3 separate regions of the Mus musculus genome follow, and regions 1 and 2 are each linked to region 3. The links are chromatin loops, found by intact Hi-C in ENCODE. Cell type or tissue: heart. All regions are shown on one strand.

Region 1 (8,000 bases), 65 kb after region 3:
TGTCCTCTGACCTTCACACACTCATCAAGGCCAGAAGGTGCACACATGCATGTACACACACACACACACACACACACACACACGATAGATATCGAGATAGATTGGATAGATAGATGGTGTCTTAGGGTCTTACTGCTGTGAACAGACACCACGACCAAGGCAACTCTTATAAGGACAACATTTAATCATGGCTGGCTTGCAAGTTCGGTTCAGTCCATTATCATCAAGATGGGAGCATGGCAGCATCCAGGCAGGCATGGTGAAGGAGGAGCTGAGAGTTCTACATCTTCATCTGAAAGGTGTTAGTGGAATACTGGCTTCCAGGCAGCCAGGATGAGGGTCTTAAAAGCCCATACCCACCCTAACAAGGCCACACCGCCTAATAGTGCAACTCCCTGGGCCGAGCATATACAAACCATCCCATTTACTAACACACACCTGTTCACTTGTCACTTTGTTTATGCCTATGCCAATCTAAGGAGGTAAGATTTCCTCATCTTTTTTCCTCAGGTCAAAATGACAGCTGAGAAATCACACCTGAACCCAGAGATCCCATTCAACAGGTGTATGAGGTCACGGGGGATTGAAGGATTGAAGACATTTCACTTAGAAATAACACAGATCTATCTGGTGTGCCTCGAGGGACAGAAGAGGTGGGGGAAGTTACTATGGAGATCATCTCAGGGAGATTCCAGGTTAAAAAGATGCAGCGGGGACCCCTAGAGGACATGCCACGAGCATGTCTCCGTGTCACCTCCCACCTGCATGCCATTCATCTGAATCACCTCCCTAGAGAACATGCCTCCCTAGAGGACCCCTAGAGGACATGCCACGAGCATGTCTCCGTGTCACCTCTCCACGAGCATGGTCTCCGTGTCACCTCCCACCTGCATGCCATTCATCTGAATCAATTTTGCCAGAGAGCAATTCAGTCAGGCCATTAACTTATCAGGAGGTTCCGTTCAGCAGAAGCTGTAGCTGGAGTTGGCCCCACAGTGATAGCAGGCAAAGTCCCACAATTATTGTCTTGCCTAGACTTGTGCCTAGATGGACCAGTGGGGAGTACCAAAGAAAAGCAGCAAAGACCAGGTGACTGGTCAAGCCGTTAGAAGCCATTATTGAATGTCTGCATCCTTGCAATGGGCACACACACAGGGATAGGCCACCAAGGTGTGTCTACAATCAGAGTACAGGTGTAGCGTTTATAGTAAACTTTAAGGAATGTGGTTAAGGCCTGGGCTACATCTCTATCAATGCCCCAGCTTTCAGAAGGAAGTACACAGCTAGCCCCAGGAGAGGCTGGGCAAGGCACTCACCCTGCGTCTCTCAACCAGGACACAGAAAGGAATTAGGAAAAGCAAGTCACTGGGCGGTGGTGGTGCACACCTTTAATCCTGGCACTTGGGAGGCAGAGGCAGGCTAATTTCTGATTTGGAGGCCAGCTTGGTCTACAAAGTGAGTTCCAGGATAGCCAGGGCGACACAGAGAAACCCTGTCTTGAAAAAAAAAAAAAAAGAAAGAAAGAAAAAGCAAGTCCTTGATCTGGTGGAGACAAGGGCAGAGCCATGGAAATAATAACGGTCATGTGATCAGACAAAGACCAGAAAGCACTAGAAGCCTTGATAGAAAGAAAGGACTGTGCTTCTAAGAAATTGAGTTCTGAAAGGGAGAGAGGGGCAGATCTCAAAGCCTTGGAATGATATACCCTCGAAGACAGATTTTATCCAGAGGGAGTGGGAAGTCATTGAAGGGGATTGGGCAGGAACTACCTGGAGAATAAATTGGAAGAGTTTTGGGGTGAACCCTTGCAGGCTTCAAAATGACCCAAGATATTCTATACACACACACATAACTATATATATATAACTATATATAACTATATATATATATATAACTATATATATATAACTATATATATATATATATAACTATATATATATAACTATATATATATATATTGTCTGATCCTGAATCTTTCCTTTTAATTTCCAGGGCACAGGGTTGGGACTGCAGAGAAAGCTCACTGCTTAAGAGCACTGGCTGTTCTTTCAGAAGACTCAGGTTCAATTCCCATCACCCACTGTGAGCCAACCTCACAGTGGTTTGTAAACTCCAGTCCCAGGGCATCATTTGCCTCCCTGCCCACTCTGACACTAGGCACGCACATGTTGGACATACATATAGGCCGGGAAAACACCTATATGCATAACATTTGAAAGTGGTGTGTGTGTGGGTGGGTGGTGTGTGGAGTCATCAAGGGCAGAGTCCGTTGCTGAGGGCAAGTTGGGCTCCATCGGTATGTAGAACTAGTCAAACCCATTCTGATTCTGAGGCCAGTCCACACATAAGGGAAAGAACATTGGACATCCAAAAGCAACCAATGTCCCCTCAGGGAAACTAAATGTACTGGGTAGAACAAAGAAAGCAGAAAGAAATGAGAAGTCAGGAACAGAGCATCGCTTGCAAGACACACTTGTTTCCTCCTTCCTTCTTCTCTGTGACCACAGCATTGTTAGGGGAACAGCTCAGTTACCAAAAAAGAAGTGGGGGACCAGAAAAATCTTTTAGCCATGGGCTCGTCAGAAAAGACCAACTCAGCCATTGCACAGGGGCTCTTCTGGTACCGATAGGCATTTCAGCCTAGTTCTAACTATCCTGTCATTGTTGGGGTAGCCTTAAAGAGGACAGAAACGAGAAATTCCTTTCTTGCAGTCAGGCGTGTTTACCGGCTCAGATAAAGAGCAGAGACTCCGGCATTTTCCCCTTTTTGTAAGGGAGGATAATTGCAGGCAGCTGTAGGACCAGATACTACGTAACCATTTCCTCCAGGTGGCTGCTGCTTTTCTCTTTCCCTGCTTTGTTTTTATTTCGACTTTATTTCCTCTCTCCGAAACAGAGCAGGCCATCAAGCAGTTTTTTATTCTTTAAATTTTTATTTTCAAACATGATTGCTTTGCCTGTGTGTGCCTGTGCGGCACATGTGCTCGAAGAAGCCAGATCAGGATGTTGGTGTCTGGTCCGTGGGTGTAAGCTACTATGTGGGTGCTGGGAGCCAAACCTGGGTCCCCTGGATGTCGGTACTCATAACCAGCAAGTCATTGCATTAGTTCCTTTGTCAAGGATTTTAATAGAAATTTGAACAACCAGAAGTAGATGCTTTCTCCCACCCTACCCCGTTCTTTCTCACTCTTCTTTTCCTTCTTTTTTCCTCCTCCTCCTCCTCCTCCTCCTCCTCCTGTTTTTAAAGTAAGGGGCTCACATAGCCAAGTCTGTCTCGACTGTGTATATAGCTAAAGATGACCCTGAATAGGTCCATTTGCCTCCACCTCTCAAGTACCGCAATTACACACAAGCTCACATACACCCCTCTCCATGTTACATAGCGCCAGAAACTGAACCCCAGCCCAGTTGGATCATTCCACTCCCCGAGCTACACCCCCAGCCCCTGAGCACAATTTCTAGTCGAGTCTGAAGAAGGGAAATAGCCAGATGAAGGAGGAGAGGCATGCAGATGCCTCAACACCAGAACCATGCCTGGGCGAGTGATGAGAAAGAAGCCAGGAGGAACCTGGGAGGGGTGGGGGTGGGGCAGATTACAAAACACGGTCGGCTTTCCGTCAAACTGTTTTGAGTTTGATTTTATCTCTGGGTTTGGGGAGCAGGGGAGTATTTAATCTCTAGAATTGAATAATTCAAACAATTTATTGATGATATCTCTGACAGTTGGCAGGAAGGTAGGATGGGATGGGGCAGGAACGCTGGCAAGGAGCCCAGTTCTTTGGCCGGGTGGGACTTGGGACTGAAGCCCTGTAGCAGAAGGGGTGGCATTCCGGAGCTCAGGTAGCATCCATGGGATCTGCAAACAGTTCCTGGGGGGGAAGACAGAGACAAGAATGTGAAGCAAGGAGCTACTGCCCTCCCCTGGCAGGTTCTGGGCAGATTGAGTCATGCGTTAAGCAGTGCACACTGGTTCCCAGAACCGAGCCTGCTGCCTGGAAGCAACGTCAGGAGTTTCCTGCGGCTGGCTCTCCGCACAGCTTTGTCTTTGGCTCCGGTTAAGTGCTGTGCTGGAAACTGGAGTGGGGAAACTGGCATTCTTCCTCTCCCCATGGTACTGTCTACGACAGACAAACAACATATGGAAGCTTGAGATGTCCAAACAAGGCTGCGGGTGTAGCTCAGTGGACAGGGGGCTCACCCAGCCTGTTGGAAGCCCTGAGTGGGGTCCCCAGTGCTACACGTGCTGGACATGATGACGCAGGCTTGTGATCACAGCACTTGAGGCAGAGGCAGGCATTCTGGGCTTGATGACAAGAAGCAGAGAACCTCCTGGAACAGGAGTGTGGGCGGAGCATGCAAGATGAGACCCAGTTCTGAATGAGACTTTCCTGTCGCTTTGTACGTGAGGAAGAGACACTGTCTAGCCTCTCCTTTCTCCCGTGCTGTGACTAGCCATCTCTTAGTGGAGCTTTTGAAGTGATGAGAAAGTAGTGATTTCTGAACGAAGATGACTGCTGAGCATGATATTGTCTCAAAGGGGAAAAAAGGTCAAGGGCTGGAATGATGGCTTAGCAATGCTCCTGCACAGGGTCTGGGTCCAGTTCCCAGCACCGACATGGCAACCCATAACTGTCCGTAACTCCCACTGCAGGTGTAAGGAAACCAGTGTCCTCTTCTGGCCACATGTGGTACACATACATACATGCAGGCAAAAACACTCCTGCACATAAAAATAAATAAATCTTTGGAAAAAAGAGATTACATATGAATAAAATTAAACTGATAATTTCCAAACGCATCACGTCTTAAAATCAAATTCCGAATCCTTCCAAAGAACAAAGTAGTTGAGAGCAGTTAACAGCGATAATCTGGCTGAGAAAAAAAAATTGTCCTCATTTTCTTTGATGAACTGATAGAAAGTAACAGAATGTCTAAATCCAGCACTCAGCAACAGAGGTGTGCGGACAGACGCAGGTGGATCTCTGTGAGTTCTGGCCAGCCCCATCTATATAATCAGCTCTAGGACAGCCAGGGAGACATAGAGAGACCTTGTCTCAAAAATAAATAAGTGAATACACAAACAAACAAACAATTGTGCTTTCCAGTCCCTTAAAACAAAAACAGTTCCTGAAAAAAATAGTATTAACTACTCCCTAAGCCCAACCACACATTCCAGAATCGTCATAGCCAGGAGATAGTCTGTTCCCCCAAGAATAAGAGTAACACACATCTCTTTAGTGATTTCTGGTTTTTTTTTTTTTTTACTTGAGAATCACATTCCACTTTTTAATAAAGCATTGAGGCTGTGAGTTGATCTGCCTATAAGCACAGGTTATAAATAATAGAGTGGAATATCATACCTAGCTGAAAGAATAATTATTGTTGTATCAATAGTACACTCTTAACCCAAACTATATAGAAATACATGGGTTCAAAGGCACTCCATCCTTACTGGGGCAGGCTCCTTTGGCTACTCCTTTGGTTCTTTCAGTAGAACTCAAGCCCTTTTTCGTTTCCAGACTATCTTTGATAGCCACAAACTTCTGGCAGGATAGGAATTTCTGTAAGGTCCTGATTGGATTCTCTCTAAGCCAGTCAGTGATCTAATTTCCTCTTGCTAGTTCTTGGCTTATGTGAGATCATGTGTATGTGACACATATGTAAAATCAGGAGACGAGACCTTTGGGTGAGCGTGAGAATGTGTTCTCAGATCTCAGCTGTGGGGACCTTAGCTGACTGATGGCTGCTTGACCTAAGGTCATACTTTCCAGGAACCAAGTCCAGCCACCGGCTGACAGGCTTACTTCTAAGACATGAGACTCTTAGGTTCCCTTTTGTTTTGTAGCTACCGATGCATTATATTCATCCTTCAGCAGGGTAGAGAGATCGCCTCCACTCTTTTTCATGGCCGTGTAGTATTCTCTTTAAGGATTTGCTGTGACCTGTGTGCCTCTGTCTATGATCATTTCAGTTGCTTTCTCTATCTGCCACATAAAACATGGGGAAAATGTCCCTTGAAATGTCACCTTTAAATGTCAAATTACTATGCTCTTACTCTTTCCATCTCCCAATCAGAGTTACATTTCAGTAGAGGAAATAATTTTTCAATATAGCAATTAATTATTTGCAAATTTTATATAATGTATTTTGATCATATTCATCCCTCACTTGTCCCCCCAACCCCTTCTAAACTGACTCTTACCTGTCTACTGCCCCCCCAACCTCATAGCCTCTCTTTTTAATAACCCATTGAGTTTAGGGTATGGGGCCATCCACTGAAGCATGACACCCTTACCAAGGGTCACACTTGTAAAGAAAACTGACTTCCCTCCCCCAGAAGCGATTAACTGCCCACTGTTGCTAGATATTTGATCACATTGTAAACCCTGAAATTGTGTTATTTACTGGAAAAGAACTGCTTTTGGTTGTGGCGTGGCTCCGTCTTAGCACACACCTTTAATCCAAAAGCTTTCTGCTTGAGTATTATAAACAGGATTAAATAAAGTCAACCCTGGGTCAAGAGGCAGAGCAAGCAACAGTTGACAGGAAGTGAACATAAGATTATTAAGAAAAAAAACCATAGAGAGTAAGAGGGAGTCAGGAGGATGGATAGAGAGACGCAGATCACAGAAGGGAGGGGCATTGGTTGAGTGTGAAGGAGGTTTTTTGAGATGGAGTAAGGGAAGGGCATTGTTTCTGGGGCTGAGAAGGAAGGTCAGCTGGGTACTCTCTCTGCCTCTCTGACCTAGCAGGCTCTCACATCAGCATCTGGCTCCCAACTCTTCATTGGTAAAATCAAATGATTAAGATTTTATTAAACACAACAGCCCACAGCCCCTCAGCTCATGAAACCATCCCCCTCCATGCTAGAATGTTGGCTGGCTTGATCTTGTGCAGACAACCAAAGTCTCCCCGAGTTCATGAGGGCAATAATTCTGTCATGTACAGGAGACAGTTTCCACTCAGGTCAAACATGACCTCTGGCTCTTACAATCTTTGTATCCCCGCTTCTGAAATGGTCCCTGAACCCTGGACAAGGGGGTGGGGAACAAACTTTAAAATGAACATCAAAGGCAGTTAAATCAAATACTTTTATTTTGGTGCCAAACAAAACAAAACAAAACAAAACAAAACAAAACAAAAAAAACCCTCAACCATTAGTCTTCAAGATCCATCTTCCTTCTGCATGGCCAGGTTGATGAGAAAAGAATAAGAGTCAGTATTCATCTACCATTCAAGTCCTTATTTATTTATGTATGTATTTATTTATTTAATATATGAGTGCTTTATCTGCATGTACACCTGTCTACCAGAAGAGCGCATTAGATTCCATTACAGATCATTGTGAGCCACCATGTGGTTGCTGGGAATCAAACTCAAGACCTCCGGAAGAGCAGTCAGTGCTCTTAACCACTGAACCATCTCTCCAGCTCATCAAGTCCTTTTCTTTTTAATTTTTCTTTTTCATTCTTTCTTTCTATTTTACGTTTAATGTGTATGGGTGTTTCTCCTGAGTGTATATTTGTGCACCACAAGTGTGCAGTGTCCCAATGAGGCCAGAAGAGGGCATCAGATCCCCTGAAACTAGAGTCACTGATGGTTATAAGCATCCCTGTGCATGCTGGGAAAGGGAGCCCTGGGTCCTCTGCAAAGGCAACCAGTGCTCTTAACCACTGAGCCGTCTCTCATCACCTCATTGTCTATTTTTCAGATAGGGTCTCATTCTGTGATGCACTCTGACCTGAAATGCACTTGTTACCTGTGGGTGGCCTTGAATTTACATAGAGCCTTCTACTTCATCCTTCTGAGATCTGGTCCTTGTTGATAACACTAATCTCTGCTACCAGTCTAGATGATTCTTTCAGCTTACTGTTGACCAGTTTGAGGCAGTTCTCATGGCTCCCAGTTGACCTTTCTCACTATAATAGACCTCAATCCATACATAGGAAGAGTTGGGAATTCAATTGTGAACTACCCTAATTGCATGCCACCCTAATTGC
Region 2 (8,000 bases), 49 kb after region 3:
TGGGAATCTTCTGTCTCTGGCTTTCATAGGCACTGGGCAGTTGCATGGTCCACATGCAGAGAAAACACCCATACGCTTAAAATAACAAAACAACTTTTAAAGAGATGTGAGAAAAAAAAATTTTTTTGAGTAAACATCCACTATGGCTTTATATTAGTGGTTACACGAATGGCAGACTAATTTCACCAGCAGAAAGCAGGCTATGGGGAATGCTCGCTCAAGGGTCCCCTAAAGGAAAGACACACAGATTCACAATTCCTCCTTTCAGGGATTTAACCCACTATAAATCTAAACTGTACTTTCAGAACTAAGTAATTTAAAGGCTTTAAGTATACACAAAGAATTCTGTGCACACACAAAGAATCAAGTACGAGGGGTCAAACACTGGGCAGGGGCTTCCAGTTACGACACTGAAACAGACAATATTGACCTCTGCCCGACCTCGGGATCCAGCAGGACAGTCAGGAGGATGTCTGGTTCTGTGCCCAGTCTCTCACTTCCTCTCTCTACCTCTGCTTCAGTGGTCCCCAGGGGCTCCCTCAGCCTCATCCCCACCCAAAGCCACAGCACCCTCCTTCCTGACCCAAAGCACCCATCCCCTGCTTCCTGGCCTAGTGTCTGAGACCCAGTTAATATGTTTAGGAAAGTGAATGTGTAACTTCCCAGCTCACATGCACTTAATTTTCACAAGCGATCTTGGGGCCATCTTTGAGAACTACTGCCCCGTGCCCCAACTGGAGAAGCTGGTGGGAGTTAACCGCGTCGGTTTTTGGAAGGTCCCTCACATATGCAGTTCTTTCTGTGGAGCAGATGGATGCCTTTGCCCATCTGTAAGGCAGTGAGGCAAGACCTGTGGGAGTTACAGTAATGACTGGCATACATTCCTGATCTTCAAAACTCCAGCAGGAAAAATTTTAACAAGCTAATTAGGAAAGAATGCTACGTGTTATAGCAAAAAAAACGCCTGCTCAGTGCTAAGTACCAAAATCAACCCCGTCTGCCCTCCTCCCCAAGCTTCCGGTGCCCCTCTGCTTTCCTGACGACACATCATGACTCCGCATTTTCTCCAGGCGACTGTATGCTCGAGAACTGAGGTCATGCCCTGTTTCTCTGAGTCCACAGTGCCTGATAAAATAATAAATGCTTGGCGACACTGTGTCATTAGCAACCTGAACCGGACTGTGAGCTGCTTCACATTAGATTCTGAACACTCACTTGGGAAGCAGCTGCTTGGAACTAAGATGAGAGAGCACTGTGTGCTCCAGCATTTAGATAAAGCAGATCACCAGCATCATTCCAGGGAATCGGTACATCCTAGCATCCTTTGTAAGTGTCGTACAAGGAGCGTGTCTCCTGCCCATATGCATGTAAAGTATAGAAAAATGGCCGGAACAAAGTGCTGCTTCATAAAGCAGGCCCAAATTTAAGTTTCAGCTCGTTGGTTAAGATCCTGCCTTGTGGGTGTGAGAACCCCAGTTCAGGTCCCCAGAAAGAAGAAAAAGGAGTCAGAGAAAGAGCTCAAAGGCAAAGAACACTTAGTGTTCTTACTGAAGATGTGGGTTTGGTTCCCAGCACCCATACCAGGTGCTCACAACCATCTGCAACTCCAGTGCCAGGGGATGGGATGCCTATTTCCTTGGGCAGCTGAAAGCACACGGTGCACACAGACAAGCAGGCACGCACGCGCACACACATAAATAAAAATGAAAACCGTAAAACGGCACAATAGACACCGTCATTCTGGCAAGGTAGGAACAGAGACCGCCTGATGTAGTATCTAGGCCAATGAAAGCCAGGGCAGGGAGTTAACTTGCCTTATATTTCCACCACGCCCGGCATAAAGTATTTTTTTAAAAACCCAAAAAACAGCCGGGCGTGGTGTCATACGCCTTTAATCCCGGCACTCGGGAGGCAGAGGCAGGCAGATTTCTGAGTTCGAGGCCAGCCTGGTCTACAGAGTGAGTTCCAGGACAGCCACAGCTACACAGAGAAACCCTGTCTCGAAAAACCAAAATAAATAAATACCCCCCCCAAAAAAACAAACAAAAACTAGTTAAGAGGGCTAGAGAGATGGCTCGGTGGTTAAGAGCACTGACTGCTTTTCCAGAGGTTCTGTGTTCAATTCCCAGTAACTACATAGTGGTTTACAACCATCTGTAATGGGATCTGATGCCCTCTTCTGGTGTATCTGAAGACAGCTACAGTGTACTCATATACATAAAATAAATAAATCTTAAAAAACAACAAAAAGCAAACAAACAAACAAAAAAAAAAAACCACCTAGTAAGAGTAGGTGCCTCACAGAAATCGATTTAGAACACATCTCCAACTCCCTCGTGATAAGTGAGAAGAAACTGAAGCGATGGCCACAGGAGCTATCCACCCTTCACGCGGGTACTGTCCTATCCCTCCGAAGACCTCCCCTTCCCCATCATAAGCGCTCTTCTAGGTCCTCTGCCTTCCTGTCCTTCCCTGGGGCTCCCTGACCTGGAATGCAGGGAAGGACCCTGCGCCAGACACCCTACCAACCTTCCCTCATCAGCTATGCATCCCACGTGGGGCGAGCCCCTATCTCACCATCTCGGCAGAAGCCAGGGTTCAGTGTTTTATTTCCCTTTGGGACCTATAAAGGATGTGGGGGAGGCCGTGTAACCAATGATCACAGCCAGAGACCTACAGCCCAATGGCATCGGCTTGGGTCCCAGCTCTGCCACTCTGGCCTGGGTAACTTGGGGAGTAACTTGGCTTATATTTCTACCTGTTTATAAAGTATCTTTTTAAACCCCCAAAAAACAGCCAGGCGTGGTGGCGCACGCCTTTAATCCCAGCACTCGGGAGGCAGAGGCAGGCAGATTTCTGAGTGAGCAAGTTTCCTAACTTCTTGGAGCGTCGGTTTCTTCACCTGTAAAATGGGGGTTACTTGAAACCATCGCGGGAGATGCTTACACGGGTCTGGGGCGGCGAGAGGTCGGGCGGGCGAGCTTGTGGAGCCACCAACGCCCTTGAGAACCTGCGGCTGAGGCAGGGCGGCCCGTTGGCGACCTGTGCCCCTCTCCGCTCCGGCCCAGCAGCCGACTCCTCGGAAGCTCCGGGAGGGCAGTGCCGGGCTGCTCGAGAGCAAGGAGGAGCGCGCTGCCGGGGCAGCGTGGACAGGCGCTGCTCGGCCGTACCTGACACACCCTCGCCGCTCCTGCCCTCCGCGCCTCCGGTCCCCCTCCTCCTTGCTCTCGAGCAGCCCGGCACGCGAGGGGGGTGGGGGGCGGTCCACGCGCGCGGGAGGAGGAGGAGGATGGCGAGCGGAGGGCGCGCGCCCCCTGCCGGCCAGGGAAGAGATAAGCGATGGGCCGCGCCAACAGAGCTAGCCTGAAGAGGGAGAGGAGGAGAGTATTGGGATGGAGATGGGAGTGAGGGTGGGGTGGGGGTGGGGGGGGTGAGGATGAGGATGGGAGTGGGCGAGGATGGGGATGGGTGTGGGAGAGGATGGGGGTTGGGAGCAGCTTGCTTTTCCGTGGATCTCATACACTTGTTTGTTTTCTTTGACTTTTTAAAAATGTGTAGGTAGCCCACAGGTGTCATGGTTAATGTCGAGGTCATATGGAGGTCAGAGGACAACTCAAGCCAGCCGGTAGTGGCACATCCAGGCCTTTAATCCCAGTACTAGAGGGAGGCAGAGGCAGGTGGGTCTCTGTAAATTCAAGCCAGCCTGGTCTACAGAGAGAAACCCTGTCTTGTAAAAACAAAACAGAAAACTCAGGGATCAGTTTTCTCCTTCCATCATGTGGGTCCTGGGGATCAAACTAAAACTCATCTCCTGAGGTTTGATGGCAAGCACCTTTATACTGAGCCGTGCCTCTGGATGCTTTTTACTAATATGTTTGTGGTTTTTGAGGTAGGGTCTTGTGTCTAACCAGGGCTCACCTGGAAACTTGCTAAACTGTTTGGTAACCGAGTTTTGCTTTAGTTCTTTAGTTTGGTTCTAAAGAACTTGGGACCACTCTGCTCCCACAGCCTTATCTGGCAATGGGTAGTGGGGTAATTTGCCATCCTGCCATGCTGCTTTTGAAAAATAAGCTGCCTTTTTTTTTAAGGTTTTATTTATTGAGACAGAGTTTATGTAGTGCCCAGGCTGACCTTAAATTAAGGAGCCTCTGTTTTTTGCCCCGTGTGTGCTATATGACATACACACACACACACACACACACACACACACACACACACATATATATATATATGTATACATATATATATATACAGATAGGCATGCACTGCTATGTTTACTCTTGATTTTATTCTTCCTTCCCCTGTGTGTGTATGTATGTGTGTGTGGGGTTACACATGTGTGCCTGAACACATGGGCAGATAGCATCTCGAACCTGTAAGAGTTTTCCTTGCATTGCTGAAACCCACCTACGTATCTAGTAAGGTCTTGATTTATGATTATCTAATCATAACCATGAGACTACAAAAATTCACATAGCAGCTTTTGCACTGGACCACGTTATTCCAGGCTAGCTGCGGTCTCTGGTCATAGTCAGTCATAGTGTCTCGTGCCCTTTGAGATGACAGTCGTGTTTTTGCGTTGACCACTAAGAACATTCTAGTCTCCCCTCTGACCTCTGACTCCTATGCCCACGCCTTGATCTGGGACTATAAACTTCACCAAAATATCACCTTTGTGCTTTTGTCTTTGATGTTGTCCAAATGCCTGCCACAGTGCCGGGGAGATTATAGTAATTAGGTATTGAAGGAAATGCTGGGTTTTAGTAACAGTAATAGAATGGCCCACACGATAATGCTGCTGGACTGCAGGTGCCTATTTCACTGTGTAAAATGTTGAAACTTAATTTTTGGTTTTGATTCTCTGTCTCTCTCTCTCTTTCTCTCTGCTTGTGTGTGTGTGCCTGTGCGTGCACGCACGCACCCGCACTCGCATGCATGTTCCCATGTGCTTGCAGACACCTCCCTCATGATCCTCCTTGATTTGGGGCAGGGTCTCTCTTGTTTTCTGCTGCACATACCAGGATAACGGCATCCAATGCTCCCGAGATTCTGCAGTCTCTGCCTCCCATCTCACATTGGGTGTGCCAGCCTTTCAGACTCTCACTGCTACATCCCAATCCACTCAGATGGCCAGGCCTGTGCAGAACCTTTCCACAGCCATCTCCCCAGCCTCTTGGTTTCTGGTGTTCTGAGACAGGCTTTCACTGTGTAGCCAACTGGACCCAACCTTGCAATCCTCCTGCTTCAGCCTTCTGAGTGTCCAGATTATAGGCATGCACCATCTTTCCTGCCAAACTGTTTCTCTTCTAAAAAAAGATTGTAAATAGGATTGCACTAAACATGTTTGTGTTTGGAACTTAAGGCTGTCCTGACATAGTGCCACGTGGGGGTCAGACTGCAGACCCCCTCTGTGTCCCCACTAGTGAAGATTGCAAGTGAATTTTTAACCTTAGATGGTCACAGGCCTGCTCAAGCACAGAACTGCAGTTCTGGGCCTGTGTAATATTCTGTCTGTCCTTCGTTTTACTTACAGTAATCAGAGCCTCCTGCAGGTCCTTGGCAACTGTTGAAATAGTCACTGAACTTTCAAAGGCAGAGCTCTGCCCCTCAGGATCCAGGCTGGGTCTCTTTTGTTCCATGCTATACCAAGACGGTTGCTTTAGGGGTTTTGTTTTGCTTTGTTTTGTTTTCTTCTTTTTAAAGACTGGACTGTTTGGTTTCCGGGACCCCCTCCCCCCAACAAAGGACTGAGGTCATATTTTACATATCAAAGCAGACTTGTCCTCCACGTTCTCCCAGCATCCCTTAGTCCCTACTTTGCCCCCAACCTTGAACTTTCCTGCCCTGGGGCTGGGCTGCCCTTCCTCCAGAGGCTCTTACCTAAATAACCCAGACATTTAGGGCCCTCTCCTCCTCCTCATTCCTCTTCCTCCTCTTCCTTCCTTCCTCCCTCCCCCCTCCCTTCCTTCCTTTTTCTCTTTCTTTCTCTTCCCTCTCACCGTCTTTCCCTCTCCATGGCGACTTCCCTGGCTTCTTCCCTTAGGGCCAGTGAATTCGCCCGCCCCAGAGCAGCTTCCTAATAAACCTGCTTTAATATGTTATAATCTGGCTTGAATTGGCTCATGTCACTGGTAGAGAAATAACTCTTCAAGGACCTCAGAACTAGAATTCTCTGTGTAGCCAGGCCTTGACCTTCAGATCCTCCTGGAGCTGGGCAATCCAACCTTGCATGGTTGGCAGGTTCTCTATAAATGCAGCGACATCCCCAGACTCTTTTTCATCTTCAGTGTTTTGAGACAAGATCCTGTGAAGCCCAGGCTGGTCTTAAAATCCAGATCTCTTGATTGCCACCGGTCACCGCCATGGCCAGCTAGAGGTACCTTTTTTTAAAGTGCAGTTTAGCCGGACAGTGGCGGTGCACACCTTTAATCCCAGCACTCGGGAGGCAGAGGCAGGTAGATTTCTGAGTTCGAGGCCAGCCTGGTCTACAAAGTGAGTTCCATGACAGCCAGGGCTATACAGAGAAACCCTGTCTCGAAAAATAAAAAAATAAAATAAAATAAAAACATAAAAGTGCAGTTTATGCTAAGATTACAATAATCACAATTCCAGTTGTATCTTGACCTTTTTTTTTCTGTTTAAAGCATACATTTAACTAAAAACATGGACACACTGTGTCATTTCCCCCACCACACACCCCCAGTCTGTTGTGCTTGTAAGCCAACACTTCCTTAGTTACTTACAATGAGGCATCTCTGGCTGCCCCCTGGCACCGTTATCTCTGTTTTTCTGAAGAGAATTCGGGTGGTCTGTGTTTACTCAGCCAGGATCCTACTTAAATCCAGATCCCTTGACCTCCAGGCTTCCCATCTGAACCAATATCACAATGACCTTAGCATCCTCTAACCCGGTGATTCTCAACCTGCAGGTCACTACCCCTTGGTGGCTGAATGACTATCAGCCAGTTGGTTATTTCCTGATTCCGCTAGGCTCCTCCCAGGGCCCTAGCAACAGGATTATATCATTACTGGCTGCTACCGGGTGCCTGAGCATAGAAAAGGACTGCTCACCACCGCAGTTCTCTCTCTCTCTCTCTCTCTCTCTCTCTCTCTCTCTCCCCCTCCCTCCCTCCCTCCCTCCCTCCCTCCTTTCCTCCCTCCTTCCGTCCCTCCTTCCCTCCTCTTTCTCTTCCCAAATGTTCCCAGCCCCTCGGTCTCCTCCTGCATTTCTGTCTGTCTCTGTCCCCCACCCTTCTTCTCTGCCCTCAAGGCTCTACTCACATCTGCCTGCCTCTACTCCTTCCCAGGGGGGGGGCTCCCGCCCTCCCTCCCTTCCCCCAGCTAACCCCCCTTTATACCAGATCTGTTGCATGGCGTGACTTCTCAGGAGGACACCAGGTACCTCCTCACCACATTGTATTTTATAACAGTGACCCTTTCACAGGGGTTGCGTATCATATATTTATATTACAATTTAATAGCAGTAGTCGAATTATAGTTATGAAGTACCAATGAAATAATGTTATGGTTGGGGGTCAGCACAACATGAGGAACTGTAAAAGGGTTGCAGCATTAGGAAGGGTGAGGACCACTGCTCTAACCCCTAGGCATGAGTGAGACACATTACTCCCTGGAACATTTGTTTTGACATTAATTTAATTTAATTATAAATGACTTGTTTAAAGAGCATCAAAAGACGGGACATTGTGGTTGCACGCCAACATAATTCTCAGTGACAGACTTGCTATCTTCTCTTCCTGGGGAGGATGGGTCCCAGGGGGCCAGCTCTCCTGGCTTTTTTTCCCATCATGCCTTTCAGCCTCCTTTTCGACTATTGCAGGCCTCCTTGGCACTTGATATTGAAACTCGCTGAGGCGTGGTCCTTGAGTCACCAGGCCTCCAAGCTTTAAATGTCACCCCTCCAGCAATGACTGCCAAATGTTTATCACCTGCCCTGACCTTGTCTGTGGAGCAGGCCAGGGCGTCCAACTGTAGACTTGC
Region 3 (8,000 bases):
ATGCCAAGCTAAAGGCACTATGACTATCAGATGTAAAATTCTAAGTTGTTTCCCAATGTGCTAATCAGAACCAGTTCTGAACAGCTCAGAGTTTCATGTCTGACAACCCACCTTCAATGAAACCAGAACCTTCAAAGTTAACTCCCTTAAGTGGATCTTTATGTCCCAGCCACTTCATCTATGGAAGGAGGAGACGAATGAAGTGCTAATCTATGGAACGCATATGAAGAGCTAAAGGACAAATGAGAGATGGATAAGCGTTTTATCCTTCTGATGTGGTAAGCACAGGGGAATGAAGTCTCATCCAGTAAGCTTCAAATGAATGGCCGTCCACTCCATGCCAGCAGTATGCTGGGATTTGCATGGGCTCCATCCTGACTCACAAGCACAAGAATCAGAGCAGGAGCAGGCGTGTCTCAGAAGTAGTCAGCAGAGCAGTGCGCGGAGCAGATAGTGAGCTCTGCAGGCAGGTGGTCTGGCACGCAGCCCTGCCTCTGCCTGGTAGCCAGCTGTGTACTCCGGTAACTATGGAGGTCTTCATTTTTTTACCTGCAATACTGGATGACACCATATCCTTCACCAGGCAGTTGTGAAAACTTAGAATCCAGCACACAAACAGTTGTTACTGTCAGTACTAGGCATTTCCATTTAGCTCTGGTTACTAGCATACCCTTGAGAACGCAGGCATATAAAGTAAGCCTACTTTTCCACCTTCATAAGCAAGCCAGAAAATTATCTCTGACAGGATTCCTCCTCTTCCAGAAAGAAGGATTTGTAGGGTTGCGGTGGGAACTACACAAGTAGTTGGCCAAACAATGCATTTCTCTAAATAGGTGCTCACCTGGAAAGGTGGGTCTGGACAGGAACTGAAGGATCCCAGCAGAGCAGGGAAATCTAAGGAACTGAAGGTGTAATACTCCCAGGAGCTTACAGCAGCTTGGGAGTAGAGATGATGTAAAAGAAAACCAGGCTGGCCCTGACCCAAGAAGGCTCATGACAAAGAACTGAAAAGTGAGCCCTTTATCTTGGAAGCAGTCCAGGCAGTAAGAAGCAGGCATGAGGAAGATGGCCCTGGGCAGGGAGGGAGGGAGAGAGAGTTCAGGGTGGGAGGCGTGAGAAGCTTGAAGTGATATAGGCAAGATGAAATGAGCATCCTTCTCTGATGGCTATCGCTTAGAGGCAGGCTGTGGCTAACCTTACAGGGCGGGCTTGAGACTGCCTGCCCCGGGGACTGACCACAACTGGGCTCCATCTGCTTGGATATGAGTCTGCCTCACTGCCTGCCAGTTACCTCTTCTGTTATTGCCTTAAAGGAGCCAAGTACCATGCAGCCAATTGTTAATCTTATCGCCACTGTACTACTGAAGGCTTAACTATGGTAGTATTCCAGTGGGTACCTTTCCACTCAGCTAGCCTGCTCTTCTCCGTGGCACCAAGAGAGGCACTTACACAGGCAGTTTCAGAACTCTGGAACCAGAGCCATGGAAGAAGAGAAAGAGAGTTGTCACTTGACCTTCACATACACACCATGGCACGCACATGCAAGTGCACACACAAGCACATGCACGCACACACACACACACATACACACACACAGCAAGTGCACACACAAGCACATGCACGCACACACACGCACACACACACACAGCAAGTGCACACACAAGCACATGCACGCACACACACACACACACACACAGATAAATGCAACAAAAAAATTTTAAAACCTCTGGAAGCCTATAAATTCTGGTCCTTGTAATCTTGACTTAAAGATAAAATAAAATGCCGCCAGGCCTGGTGGCACCCCCTGTAATGCTAACACTCAAAAAGGCAGAGGCAAGAGATAATTGGTAGTTCCTCGGCCAGCTTAGGCTCCATAGCAAATTCAAAGCCACATAGGGTCTACATAGGGAGACTGCTTCCAAAAAAGAGGAGGAGTAGGAGGAAGAGGAAGAACAAGAAAAAAAAAAAGGACTACCTACAAATATGTTTGAGGACCTGGGTTCCACTCCCAGCATTACCCACTGAAGGCTGATATACCTCTGTGTTAGAACACTTACCTAGAATGTTTACAGCCCTGTTCAATCCTGGCACTTGCACCAAAAAAAGTGAGAGAAAAAAGAGGGAGAGGAAACATTTATTCAAACTCCCCCCCTTAAGAAGTTAGCTGTGGGTGCTGGCGAGGTGGCTCAGCGGGTAAGAGTACTGACTGATCTTCCGAAGGTCCTGAGTTCAAATCCCAGCAATCACATGTTGGCTCACAACCACCCATAATGAGATCTGACGCCCTCTTCTGGTGTGTCTGAAGTCAGCTACAGTGTACTTATGTATAATAATAAATAAATTTTTGGGCCGGAGCAAGCGAGGCCGAGTAGGGGCTGACCAGAGCAAGGGGGATTGACAGGAGGAAGTAGAGGTCCTAAAATTCAATTCCCAACAACCACATGAAGACTCACAACCATCTGTACAGCTACAGTGTACTCATATATAAAATAAATAAATAAATCTTTAAAAAAAAAAAAGTCAGCTGTGCCCACTGAGTCCTTCCAAAGATCTCCCTCCCTCATCTCCTATAATGGACTCACTGTGGCTAGCAAGTGGCTCAAGAGACTCAAGCCAATCAGTCGCCTCACCTGTTCTGTCTCTTTCCACAGTTTTTTCTTAGCACTCATGAAAACCAGGAGAAAGTAGGACACAGAACAGCTGGTTTACTTAAGCTCTACATATGTAGCAAATAGGAAGTACAGGTTACAAACGCCACTCATGGCCCCGAAACTAAAGTCAGAGAAACAGGACAACAAAGTTCATCCCAAAGCTTATAAAGGCTTTTTTTTTACTCCCACCCCACTGGTGTTAAAAATCATGGGGGGGGGGGTTAAGGTTATGGAGAAACTTCTCAATATACATTTACAACACAGGCAGAATCCCCACCCCCAAGACCTCGGCCAGGTCTTTGTTATTTAACTTGAAAACTGAAGGCCTAAGGGGAGCAAGTGCTTTAACTAAAGGAAAAGCCTTTTAGCTCCCTTAATTAGTTCCCACCCATTTGCTATTCACCTTTGAAATCTACTTCCAGTCCCTATATTCACTCTTCAAAGATGTTTCTGGTAGAAGACTAAATAAAAATACAAAGTAATTGTTAATGTTCTTCTTAGTGACACATACATCTAAGTGTTTTTACACCTAGCAGGCCTCAGGTTTACTAAGAAAGCAAATGTTCCTGTATCTTTTACTTCTGAAAAATCACAGAGGGGCTGGCGAGATGGCTCACTGAGGGAAGGTGCTTGCAAACAAGTGTGGCGACTGGGGTTTGATCCCCAGGATCCACATAGGGACGTTAAGAACCGACTCCACAATGTCCTCCGACTTCAACACACTGCCTGGTGTCTCATCATACATTTTTGCAATTCTGCAGGCTGTCACCCCTCCACCGACGGACCAGAAAATGATGACCAGCATACTTGCCACAGAAGGGTAGATCTAGGTTCTTTTATATCCACTCAACTCTGAGCTAGAGAAAGAAATGCCTGACGGGAAACAAATTCAACCCATGGGACTCGTGGTTGTTTCCCAGAGCCTGTGTTTCTTGGTACCCCATGCCTCTGAGAATTAAGAGGAAGGTGATAGGGCGGCCTGATGAGGAAGGGGTAAGTATTTCCTGACGCGTTTTTTTCTCAAGACTTCCCCATACTATTCACCCTGACGCTAAAGAATGTAAGAGGGAAAACCCGAGCAAAGGGAACAAAAGAAGAAATGGCTTGGCTTGGCTCCTCCCGGTTCAGAGATCTGAGCACGTGGGTCGCCAGCCTGCAGTGTCCCAGCGCCGGAGATCGGGGAACCTGCGCAGCTCCTACCTTCAGGGCTGGACCATGGCCGCCCTCCGCCGGTCGCACCTTCCGCTGGCTCGCCGCCTCCCGCGGCCTTTCCGCTCGCCCGCGCCGCTGCAAGGCCCCGCCGCCCTCTGTGGCACAAAGCAGAGCGGCAGTGAGCCTTCCTCCGGGCGGGGCTTCCGGGACGCCACGCGCCCTGGGTCACTCTCGCCAGTGGACTCCGACCCTTAAGCAGCCGGGCCAGCAAGACTCCAGGACCCCCAGAACTCAGAAAAGCTCTGCATGGCGGCTAAAAACACCAGCCTCGTAGCCACCTAACATTAACACTGCGTGGTCTGGTTTTTGATCGCTGCGCCGGGTGAATGCAACACCCAGGGCTTCCTGGAATCTGAAACCGCGGGCAAAACGAAGGTCCACAAAGACGCTATCCATCCGCTCTGGATGACATCAGAGGAGGATGGTCCTATTTCACAAAGTAATGAACTCGGAAAAGTCTGGAACTATTGAAAATGTAGCCCACAGCTAAATGAATGAATATGTGTGTGTGTGTGTGTGTGTGTGTGTGTGTGTGTGTGTGTGTAGTGTCAGTATGTCATATATACTGACACCAGCACTTAAAAGCATAGTTATTCAGTACTAGTACCAACAGTGAGATATATTTACAAAGTGCTATAGCATTATATATATATAAACATTTAGTCTTCACAATGTACTTTTAGATGTATTACCAAATTACCATGTCCATTTCATAGGTAAAGGAAACCGAGCTACATATTGTCAACCAACTTGGGCAAGTTCGAGCTGCCGGTCAACATTGGAGGCGAGACTCAATCCAGGCAGGATTGTCTCTGCTCTGTACTAGTCTGCACCGCCTCCTTCAGTTAGGGAAAGGCTGTGCTGTAGTCCCAGCTGCCCTGTTTAACTGCCTGGGTCAAGAAGGGCAAGCCACTAGGAAACATGCGATTGCCAATTCCAAGGAATTTCATGGGGCTTAGGAAGTGGAAACATTTGTAAAGGCATGAAACTCCTTAATGTTATCACGGATTTATATACTTACTCGTCACAGTGTTATATATACCTCAAGATCACTGCTCTACAAAGAATACCCACTTTCTCTGGTTGCCAGGCATCAGCAGACAAGGGCCAGACCCAAGTCCTCATATCCTGAAGCTTGTGACCCGGGCTGTCTTCTGCTTACCCTAGCTTGTTCCCAGCCTGCTCAGTCGCACATTAAACGATCCCCTCCCGGACATTTCCAAAGCACCACCCCGGAGCGATGCTCCCAGGCCCGCCAGCGACCGTCCCGGGCATCCCAGGTCCCCAGCGGTCAGCTCCACGCTGACACAGAGCTTACATGAACAAGGAAGGTGAAACCACCAGCTCTTCTCGCCCCGCGGTGTCGGCGTCCCGCACCTCCCGCGTGGACGCGAGGCCTGACGGAAGCAAACTGAGGATAAAGAGCTGCGGGTTCCTAGTGGCTCCGGGAAGCCACGCCCTGCTCTTAGTAGGCGGGCGAACTGCCCGTGTCAGAATGACAAAGCAAAAATCCAGTCCCCGCGCAGCCCCGGCAACCTGTCCCGGTTGTCCCCGCAAAGTGAGAGCTCCTAATTGGACCGTACAACATCCTCGCTGCTCGGAACCGCCCCCCGACCCAAAGGCCGCGGCTGCTATTCAAAGAATGTTGGGAACCAGAATCGAGTAAGAGTGTGGAGTGAGTAACCCGGGCTCAGCCCTAAGGCGCTGCTATCTACACAAGCTTGCGTTAGTCACATGAGGAATTTTAAAAATATTGACGCCCGGCACCCATACAGACGATCTGATGCCCCTGGCACTGGCTGTGACCCTGCCAAATAGTTGTTTTCTTAAAAAAAAAAAAAAAAAAAATCCAAAAGTTAATCTAATTGACTGCAAAGGCGGCAGTGACCTAAGGTAATGGATTAGTCAAGTCTGGTGATTCTCTTAAGGAAGTTCCCTGGTTTTTTAAAGCTATGCCTACTTCATCCTGAGTTACCCTGAGAAGAAATGACTAGTTCCCCTTACAATACTTCCTCCTCGTCCCAATCGGGCTTGGGGGTTCACCTTAAGGAAAACACTTGGCACACCACCACCAGCATCGACCAAAGAAGGCCTTGTCCTTTCATGCCTCCTGCCTCTAGGCTACTAAGAATGCTTGGTGAATGAATGAATGAATTGTCTGACCCACTATGGAAAAAAAAAAAAAAAAAAAACTAGGTGAGAAGGTTGCCAGCCTGAAGCCACGCCTTCTGAGAACTGGCCTCCCCACTTTCCTTCTAGGCTCTTCCAAGGTGACAGTAAGAAACTTGCATAAACGGACACACAGGCTGCCAGGCTGACCAGATACTTAGCCCACACTGCCCGCTGCTCATTTCTTGTGTGTGTACAAGCAGTGCTTGAACCGGAGCAGCCCCTGATACGCAAGTGTCAGGACTGGCTACAAAGTGTCTAGCTCCAAAGTGTTCAGGGCAAACGTAGTTAAGGACCAAGGGATGGCAAATCTGATTACCCCTGGCTCCCCAGCCAAGCTCTGTTTGCCGTATTTCAGGCACTGCACATTGGGACAGTCTGTAAAGGAAGGTCATGAACACCCCCTTCTTAAAAATACAGACAGTGCAACTTGTTTCAAGAGTACGACAGGGTAGAGAGAGGCTCTTCTATCACTAAGTTACAATAATGTACTAATGCTGTGATTATAGGATTCTAATAGCTTGACCCTGAAAGTGTCTTACATGGACTGGTCAGAGAGGGATCACAGTTGAGATGTTACTTTTTCTTTTTTTAAAGATTTATTTATTTTATGTATTTGAGTACACTGTCACTGTCTTCAGACATTACAGATGGTTGTGAGCCAACATGTGGTTACTGGGAATTGAACTCAGGACCTCTGGGAGAGCAGTCAGTGCTCTTAACCACTGAGCCACCTCTCCAGCCCCAGTTGAGATTTTTTTTTCTAACAGCTTATTAGAAAAGACTACATATGCCACTGCAACTCCCCACTGCTCTTAAGATAAGCAGACTATAGCACAAGTGGCTAAAACAGCTTCCCTGTTGTGAGGAGATGCAGAGAGCTCTACCCTGGTCCAGTTTAAAAGCAGTTCCTCCTTACCTTTCCCCATAGCTCAAGGACTGCTCATTGTCTACTCAAACACCTTAAACGGCTTTGACTGTGCACGTTCTTATCTTTCTTCCTTGAAAACCAATGTCTAGTCTGTCAATATTCATTTGAAAAGTCACCTCCTCTGGGTGGGGTTCCCACGGAGGATTAACTGTCCCTTGCTCTCTGTGGTCCCCAAGTACCTACTAATAAATAACTGCACATCTTCTAAATCTATCCAAACGTTTGTAAAGCAACCCCGTGTTTGATTTCTTGTCTCTCCAGAATGCGGTATCATAGCCCAGAAAACAATGCGAAATCCTTCTGTTTCTGAACTGTCATCTCAGCTGAGATAGATGATCGGGGGCCCTACTGCATCAACAGCAGTATAAAACACCCCACCTAGAGAGAGCGCACTCAGGTACAATAATCACTGCTCACACCTTCATCTCTCTAGGGCCCCTTGAGATCAAGGCTACGTTTCTCAATGGTCCAGACAAGGTAAGACCCACCCTTGTTTGGAGAGGTTTGTTTGTTTTGTTTTGTCAAAACAGGGTTTCTCGGGCTGGTGAGATGGCTCAGTGGGTAAGAGCACCCGACTGCTCTTCCGAAGGTCTGGAGTTCAAATCCCAGCAACCACATGGTGGCTCACAACCATCCGTAACGAGATCTGACGCCCAAATAAATAAATAAATAAATAAATAAATCAAACAAACAAAAAAAAAAAAAAAAAAAAACAGGGTTTCTCTGTGTAGCCCTGGCTGTCCTGGAACTTGCTCTGTAAACCAGGCTAGCCTCAAACTCAGAGATCCCCTTGTCTCTTGCCTCCCAAGTGCTGGGACTAATAAAGATGTGTGCTGCTGCTCCCTGCCCCCACCCCCTGGCTAAAACCCACTATTGTTAGTGCTAGCTGTCCACATAGTCTGCACCCTACTTAGGCAGCAAACCATTGTTGGAGAAACACAATTGCTGGCCCTGCCCAGCAATTCTTTCTTCCTGTCATATTTCCCCAGCTGCCACGATGCCTCTTTTATTTTTTCCTTCTTTTCTCGAATTTCTAA

Evidence for each region. A loop is a pair of places that touch in the nucleus more often than their neighbours do. Peaks named below come from ENCODE experiments on the same cell type or tissue, not always from the same donor. Only the 100,000 strongest peaks of a DNase experiment are listed, where the experiment ranks them.
Region 1: it touches region 3 in a loop (2.0-fold over the local background); 4 of 42 quality-filtered maps call a loop at or near these places.
Region 2: a loop joins it to region 3, with 2.2 times the contacts of the local background. A loop is called at or near these places in 24 of 42 quality-filtered maps.

Annotation. Positions count from the first base shown.
Region 1 is chr10:82,791,490-82,799,489 of GRCm38, reverse strand. It overlaps a transcript of Hcfc2 not described here. Among named protein-coding and RNA genes, the nearest start is that of 1700028I16Rik, 17 kb to the left of the region's middle. In heart, a CTCF peak has its summit at 3,929 (motif pointing left); DNase peaks (open chromatin) are centred at 3,939 and 4,269; H3K4me3 peaks cover 1,051 bases; H3K27ac peaks cover 1,225 bases.
Region 2 is chr10:82,807,306-82,815,305 of GRCm38, reverse strand. It overlaps 1700028I16Rik (RIKEN cDNA 1700028I16 gene), which reads right to left and starts at 3,183. Exons shown (of 3, transcript NR_038042.1): 1 at 2,947-3,183. In heart, a CTCF peak has its summit at 3,307 (motif pointing left); DNase peaks (open chromatin) are centred at 3,315 and 7,885; H3K4me3 peaks cover 788 bases; H3K27ac peaks cover 1,065 bases; H3K27me3 peaks cover 676 bases.
Region 3 is chr10:82,856,482-82,864,481 of GRCm38, reverse strand. It overlaps Txnrd1 (thioredoxin reductase 1), which reads right to left and starts at 5,276. Exons shown (of 15, transcript NM_001042513.1): 1 at 5,182-5,276; 2 at 3,852-3,958. Gm38560 (predicted gene, 38560) reads left to right here and starts at 5,474. Exons shown (of 4, transcript NR_156010.1): 1 at 5,474-5,525; 2 at 7,225-7,360. In heart, CTCF peaks have their summits at 3,953 and 4,712; DNase peaks (open chromatin) are centred at 3,951, 4,741 and 5,371; H3K4me3 peaks cover 3,540 bases; H3K27ac peaks cover 3,768 bases.